Linked DNA regions of Mus musculus: regions 1 and 3 are each linked to region 2. A link is a loop called in an ENCODE intact Hi-C map of the cell type or tissue named here. Cell type or tissue: heart. All regions are shown on one strand. Region 1 holds the start of Tmem243 (transmembrane protein 243, mitochondrial). Region 2 holds the start of Dmtf1 (cyclin D binding myb-like transcription factor 1). Region 3 has its middle 25 kb from the start of Abcb4.

Region 1 (2,500 bases), 61 kb before region 2:
AGCCTCAAAAATATTTTTTGTTGAATGAAACTGAATATAAGTAAGTGAATTAATTTGTAGGACCTTTTAATATGAATCTTTAAATAGAACTTTTAATAGAAGTGGGTGCTGGATTATGTAGTATTGCTGTTGTTAAGGTAAAGTCGCGAGTAAACAGCTAATTTGTAAAACACGTGTAATGATTGGGCAATGGGGATATGTATAATACTTACGTGTACTCAGGGCTGGAAGTTCGTTGTGGTTGTTATTCCATCCCTTGTTCTAAACTGTTGCGTGGCACTGGAACCCATGTCTAGATTCTAAGCGTTCGTGGAGGTATCGCTTCAGCTTAGAGTCTCCTGCACACTAACACTTTCCGAACTTTCTTGAATCTAGCTAGGTATTAGTGTCAGCCCAATCCTATTAGTGTAGTTGTTTGGTTTTTAGCTTTTAGGAAGAACTTCAAATGTAGAGCGACGGTACTTGTGCAGCTTGTCCATTCCATTCAGCTCTCTAAGCCCCAAGACTCCAAAAAGGCCCAAGATGCGAAGCTCTGGCCTGTGGCAGCACCCCCACTGGACCAGGCAACGAAATACCTAACTGTTTATGTAAACTAGGACCTCTTATTCTGTGTGTAATACAGAATAAAACACGCATACACGATTGCCTCCGATACTGTAAAGTGTCCACATCCAAATCCTGGAGTGGTCGAAGCAGGTTGTCGGGTTTTAAGACGCCAAATTCGAGTCGGTCTTCAGAACCCTGCTTTAGCCACTACGTGCACCGCGCAGCCGCCAATTGCCAAGAGGCGGAGAAACGCTTGGCAGCGGGGACCCGCGCCTCGGTGGGACGACCCGCACCTCTGTAAATAAAGCTCTGCAGCCCAGGCGGCGCCTCTGCCCGTGGGATTGGCTGCCTGAGTCGTGACGCGATCTGGGCGGGCCCGACCGGTTTGCGACAGTGGCCGCAGGTCCCGGACCGGAGAGCCCGGGGGGACTCGCCGCACGGCGCCGGCGTCCGGCCGGCGTGTGGGGGCCACGGCTCGGGGTCGCGGCCGCTGCCTGGATCCGCCGCGCGCGCGGCGCGGGACGCCGAGGTCTGGCTTGCGGGCGCAGCCGGGGCTGCGGGGAGCACGGGGGACGGGACGCGAGCGGGCGGATGCGGAGCTCTCAGCCGAGCTAGGGTGGTGTGCGGGGCCGCCCGGCCCGCAACTTCACTCCCGCCGCCCCGCCGCGCGGGGGACTCGCGCCAGGCAAACTTTCTCCCGGTGGAGCCCCGGCCGAGATTGGGGGCGGCGGGCGCGGGCGGGGCGGCGGCCAAGCGCTGTTTGTTTCCTTTCACTTCCCGCGGCGGCCGCTGGAGATGAGGACGGCGGGGCTGGGGCGGAGCGGCCAGGGGCCCCCGGGAGTGACAGTCGCCCCGTCGGGATTTCCCGCCCTCCCCACCCCCCCAGGGCCCGGGCCATGCGTGCGCCGTGAGGGGCGGGCGTCCGGACTTCGCGAGCTGATGCGGACTCGCTTTTGAGCGTCCGGGGACGAGCGAAGCAGCCCTAAAATGGAGGACTTTGCTACCAGGACCTACGGGACCAGCGGCCTGGATAACAGACCTCTGTTCGGGGAGACGTCTGCCAAGGTGAGTGCGGGAGTGGGCCCCGGGCCAGAGTGCGAGAATCCCGCCTCCCTCCACCCCGCTGGCTCCTTGCAGCCTGCCTGGAGGGTACTTGGAAGTGGGAAGAACTGTTCTTGCCGTCCCGCCCCTCTCTTGGGATGTTTGCCCTGCACTCTGCACCAAGAGCAGTTTGGAGTGGAGAAAAGTTCAGAAAGTTCTGGGCAGTTTGTGGGAAGCCCTTACGGAGAGTGCGGAAACCCCACCGTGGAGGGAAAGTCCTGCGAAGGTTGCATAAGCGCACTTTCCAGCTCCACACTTCAGGTGTGCGTCCAGGGCTTTAGTGGTTTCAGGAGTGCATCGAGAGCCCAGGGTTGCTTCTGATGATTGCTTACCTAGAGTTCTTAAGAGGATGAGGATGTGAAGCAGCTCCATGAAGGTGGATGTTGGCCACAATCCCAGGAGGTGATCAAACAAAGGGTCCCAGCTCTCAAATAGGCAGAGGCACTAACCGTTTTCTAGAAGCTTGACTAGATAGAGCCTCTGGCCTGCAGTCAACAAAAGTCTTTCTCTGTACTTAGCGTTAACTTTCTGAAACTTGCTCCCCACCCCCAGCCCCCTTGCCTTGGGGACAATCAAGAAACTCTGTATTCAGCATAAAACTTTCTCAGAAGTCAGGGCAAGATTAACCTGTAGCTCTCTTACCCTCCCCCCCCCCCCACTTGTAAATGACGTTGGTGACTGTAGACCCCCTGACCCCTGATAGGAGCAGTCAGCCTTTGAAAGTTGCTGTGGTTACTGTAGAGCTGGGTTTCTTACCTTGTGGGAAGAGCCTGTACCACACACAGGGAACTTCTCCACCTGGCAGTCATGGGGAATCCTAAACTTGGAAGCTGCCAGTCTACCATGAAGATTA
Region 2 (2,500 bases):
AATTTACAGCCTAAAAGCCACAAAAGTTATTTACAACACGAAAATATAGCTCTAATTAATAAAAGTCAGTACATCTAGCTTAAGACATAACACATCACAAACAGTACTGAAATGCATTTTTCTTTGGAGGTTGTCCCAAAGGAAGTCTAGCTGTCAGAAAGAGGTACAAGGGCTGACAAAAGCAATCACGGGCTATCACTCTTTCTTTAGCTACACCGAAGTCTTTAACTATAAAAACATATGCTGTATCACTGAACAGCACAGGATGGCACTGGACCACTTCTTTCGGAGTAAAACTCGTTAAGGTTGCGGGGAGATTCTCAAAAAAAAAAAAAAAAAAAAAAAAAAAAGTTCTTGCTAGAGGGCCAAAGAGGGTTTTGAAACGCTAAAGGTCTGCTCCGCACGATCCTGACAATTACTAGTTGGCTGGGCCAGGACTCTCCCCGCACCCCAGGCCACGTCCCGCGCGGTCTCTAAAGAGAAAGTCCGACTGGCAACCATGACTTCCTTCGCTGAGTCCAACCGGCGAGGGGCTCACGGGCCAAACGAGCCGAGGAGAAATGGTGGGCTTGGGACGACCCCCGCCCCCACTGCCCTGCCCACCCCACCCACGCAGCCGAGGGGGCTCAGTGCACCCCAGCCAAGCCAGGCTGGCAGCTCCGCCGCCCAGCACGCACACGCCCGCGGGGCCCCCGGCGCCGTCCTCCGCGACTCGGGCCCACCCCCAGGGGTCCCGGCGCCATTTAGTTCCTCCAGCCCGCCGCCATTTTCCGCCCCCACCGGCTCGCCGCTGCGCCCCAGGGATCGCTCGGGAGTTCCAGCCGCCAGCGGCCGCTTGAGCCGGCGACGGAGACCGCGGGCGCGGCGTGCGGGGCCTGCCGCGGCGGCTAAGCGAAGCCCGGACTCCGACCCCGCCCGCGGCACCCAGCCGGCGACAGCCAAGGCCCGCGAAGGGGCCGGCTCGGCCGCACTGGGCGGAGCGGCTGCGGCGGAGGCCCGGACCTGAAGGTTCCATCGCACTTACTTCCTGTTTTGGGTCCGGGCACTTTGGAAGAACCAGGATGGAGGCTCCAAAAAATACCAGGATGGAGGAAGCAGCCGCGGGAGAGAGTGGCTGCAGCTGGGGTGAGCGAGCGCAACCAGCCACCGGAAACGGAGCCGCGAGGCCGCGCCCCGCCCCCGCCCTCCCAGCACCCCCCCTGCGGCCCGCCTCTCCTGGGGGGCGGGCCCGCGCGCCACCCCCGACGTCACTTCCGTCTGCGTCGGCAAGCTGATGGGTTGCTGCGGAATCGAGCGCCATTCTCAGCGAGCGATAGGGTCGGACGGTCGCCGTCGAGCTGTGGCGGGTGATAGACGTAAAGGAGGGTCTTTCCCTTGGCAGGCGTCTGCACCATCTGTCTTTTAGTTTCCGCAATCTCCGAAGCGAAGAGGGAGCGGTGTGTCTCTATAATTCTTGTGAAAGGTGACCTCCGTGAGTGTGACCTCGCTTTTAGGAGACTACAGTTCTTTATGCATTTAAAGTTCAGTGCTGGTAGCTATGCCGAGTGCAGCTCTATTTTCTGGATTCTTAGAGATGAACAAAATAGAAGCCCTGTTCCCATGCCAATCTTTAAGAATCAGGTTCATACATGAATAGATGCATTTTGACCATATTTACTCCTTCCTATCCACTCCAACTCCTCCCCGTGTTTTCCCTGACATGCCCCCGACTCAAATTCATGTCCTATTGTAGGGGTGTATTTCTGGGTACACACATGTAGCCCAGATGTACTTCAGTGTAGGGCTGCGCCCCGCTTGGACGTGGGAAAACAATCTGATCTCTTCAGGAAGGAAGTTGACTCTTCCTCAGCAGTCTTGACTGCTTGTAGCTCCCTAGCCAGAGATGGAACCTTGTTCGCCATCCATGCTGGAATGTGGAGTGGAGTGGTGGTATGCATGGGACCACAGCTGCTGAGTGGTGGGTGTTAAAACAGAAGTCTTCCCATTCCCCTGACTCTTTCAAGTTTTCTGCCCCCCATCTTCAGCAACGCTCCTATACCTTTGGTGTAAGGATTGCATTATAAAAACCCACTTAGGGATAGGCATTCTACAGTCACTTAACTGCACACTGGTCAGATGTGGTTTTCTGCCATAAACACTGCTACAAAAAGTGCAGACTCTATGATGAGAACATCAAAAAAGTTGCCTTTTGCCCCATGCTGGGCACAATTGTTCGAACCTATTAATTTCAGCAGAGAAGAGGTTGAGGCAGAAAGAAGACTGGATTTTGAGGCAGTGTTGGCTACATAGAACACATCTCAACCAAACCAAACCAACCCAAAAGTTCTAAGATACACAATTCTGAGCATTGGGGTTCCTATTGGTGTTGCTTTTATGATTCAGCAGATACACGTTATACTTTGCTTTCCTTTCACTACTAGTGATACACAAAGTCCCATTCCTAATCAAGAAGCTGTTTGCAAATGGTAGATCTGGGGAAAGGGAAAATCATTTTTTCCCC
Region 3 (2,500 bases), 290 kb before region 2:
TTCCAATAGCAAAAAAAAATGTGTAAGTTAAGTCTGGTTTACAGAGCAAGTCCTGGGATAGCCAGAGCTACACAGAGAAACCCTGTCATGAAAAACAAAACAAAACAAAGCAAAACAAAACAGAACAAAACAAAGGCTGACTTGCTTAGTAACATCCCAATTCATAGAGGGTATCTTTACTGTAATAGTTTTTGCTTAAATATTAACAACATACGTATTTTAAGTAAGTATATGCTTCAATATGGCATATATTCCAACTCTTGAAATTTAGTTGAGAGACATAAAAGGATGCTGTTGAAGCATTAGCTATAATATTAAAAATTGTACAGCTTTAATGTTAGCTTAATAGTTTAAAGTTGAGCATTGCTGTACATACCTGTAATTCTAGGACTCCAGGAGCTGAGGCAGGAGGATCTTGAGTTTGAGGCCATCCAGGCTGCAAAGCAAGTGTCATGTCAGTCCAGGATACAATAAGACCTTGCCTTAAAGAAGCAAAATCTGTTCATCTTAACATAACAGACTTCTTTAAAATTAGATAAAAAGCATTATATTTTCTTTGCGATCACCAACTGGAATAGTGTGTAATCTTTTACAAAACTAAACTGGACACCAGGCCAGATAGCCAAATGAGTACCGAGAACTCGCCTCATCTCCACAGAGAAGCCGAGCAGCAAATGAATAGCTGTGTTTGGGGGACAGTGGTACTGGTCAGAATGAAGGTGGCAGTAAGGGAGAGCCAGGAACCTGCACAACCCAGAGCCCTAGGATGGAAGCTCAGGGAGTAGGAGAAAGCACGCCCACAGTGTGGCCCCTGTTCTCCAGCTGAGACCCCACATCAGGGAAGAGAGTGCCTAGCAAAGTCCTCAAGGTCAGAAGGGACAGGTCTGAAGCCCAGCTCAGAAAGCTTCCAGGAGTCTACATTGTGATTTCTCCAGGTTAGTCACATTAGCACCAACAAGCTCCCAAACAGGACATGAAACATAAGTGGTGGCCACCAACAGCTCAGGACTCCCAGAACAAGATTAAGGGATACTTGGGGACAGTTGACAAAACAAGACAAAGAGCAGTAGGTGGCAGTGCTGGCCAGCTTCAGGATTTCCCCATCAGGGGAGCATGCTCAGACTAACACCTCTAACCCCAGTGAATTCTTTTCAACTTTAGGAATGCTTAAATCCCTATAAATCTTATATGTCGATTTATAACAGATTGAATTCTGGGTAAAATGGGCTTCTAAGAAAAGCACATCCTCTCCTGGAAGTTTGTCTGCCCTGAGAGAGACAAAGGAAGGGGTAGGGTGAAGGGGGGAGGTGTGAGTCTGAGAGGATCAAAGCCATTGCTGTTCTGCTGAGCCCACTCTTTCTAAGGAGTGCATTCCTGCCTTTTACAGAACCTAAAGGGGAAAGAAAGGAGGACAGCCAGATACAACAGTAACTGAAACTCTCTCCTCTTGGCTACACATCCAGGAGCACGAGAGGACCCCAAGTAGACGTGACATGAAGCAGTGCAGCCCACGGTTTATTAGTCAACTGTCAGCTGTCACCTAGTGTATTAGATTAGCAGCAGATTCTTAGCAGAATCATTGTAAGCCAAGAGGATATTGAATAAAAATAAAAACCTAAGACAAGCCAATGTAGACAGTCCATCACCTCCAGTAGTGCCTTACAAGATACACCAGGAAGAATGCCTGAAAGCTACTTACACCAGGGAAGATAGCATAAGTCTAAAACTCTAGCTCTCAAAAGACTGAGGCCAGAGGATCATGAGGTCCTGACCACCAGGGGCTACATAGTGGGATCCTGTCTCAGTGAGAGAGGAAGAGAGAGGAAATATATATATTTGGGAACACAGCTTCATAATATATATATTTAAATCAACAAAATGACAAGTACTTTTTTATTGTCTCATATATTACACAGCCCACAGAATTTACTAAACAGGAGTAAATTTTTTTTTATTCACACTAAAATATTTATTGTTTACTTGAAAATAAAATTAAAGCAGGGCTTGTCCTGTATTTTTTTTCAAAGCTTACTTCTATGTTTAGTGACATGATGAGTGTGTGTCTGTCTGTGAGTGTGGATGCAGTGCAGTGCCCATGGAAGGGGTTGAATCCCCTGAATATGGCATTCCAGGAGGAGGCCAGCCTTCTGAAGTGAGTGCTGGGAATCGAACCCAGGGACTCTGCCAGAGCAATGTGAGCTCTTCACCCCTCTGCAGACCCCAGATGTCCTGTGTTTCTATCTCGTCCTCCTACTTCAGTTTTATTCGGGGACAATCTCTGCTTTTCAAGGGATTTTTCAAAGACCCCTGCCTTGGCTCTCTTGTTTCACTTTTCTAAACCTCTGCTGCACATCGGTCGTTTGTTTCTATATTTTATCCATTAAAGTGCATGCTACATGAGTGCAGAATTGTCTTACGTTACCTTTTTATTCCCCACATCACCTAAGGGACTATCTTACACATTATAGAATTTTTTTTTTTTTTACTTTTATTTCCATGA

What was found. Peaks named below come from ENCODE experiments on the same cell type or tissue, not always from the same donor. Only the 100,000 strongest peaks of a DNase experiment are listed, where the experiment ranks them.
Region 1: it touches region 2 in a loop (7-fold over the local background); 5 of 42 quality-filtered maps call a loop at or near these places.
Region 3: a loop joins it to region 2, with 3 times the contacts of the local background. A loop is called at or near these places in 3 of 42 quality-filtered maps.

The regions. Positions count from the first base shown.
Region 1 is chr5:9,099,785-9,102,284 of GRCm38, forward strand. Tmem243 (transmembrane protein 243, mitochondrial) reads left to right here and starts at 953. Exons shown (of 5, transcript NM_001081029.1): 1 at 953-1,075; 2 at 1,433-1,611. The coding sequence starts at 1,534. In heart, CTCF peaks have their summits at 781 and 1,346; DNase peaks (open chromatin) are centred at 887 and 1,557; H3K4me3 peaks cover 1,995 bases; H3K27ac peaks cover 1,182 bases; H3K27me3 peaks cover 420 bases.
Region 2 is chr5:9,160,590-9,163,089 of GRCm38, forward strand. Dmtf1 (cyclin D binding myb-like transcription factor 1) reads right to left here and starts at 1,187. Exons shown (of 18, transcript NM_011806.3): 1 at 1,025-1,187. It overlaps Gm46901 (predicted gene, 46901), which reads right to left and starts at 321. Exons shown (of 1, transcript NR_166570.1): 1 at 1-321. In heart, no CTCF peak of the experiment used is centred here; DNase peaks (open chromatin) are centred at 1,132 and 1,762; H3K4me3 peaks cover 2,201 bases; H3K27ac peaks cover 2,028 bases.
Region 3 is chr5:8,867,166-8,869,665 of GRCm38, forward strand. No RefSeq gene overlaps it. Among named protein-coding and RNA genes, the nearest start is that of Abcb4, 25 kb to the right of the region's middle. In heart, a CTCF peak has its summit at 1,070 (motif pointing right); no DNase peak of the experiment used is centred here.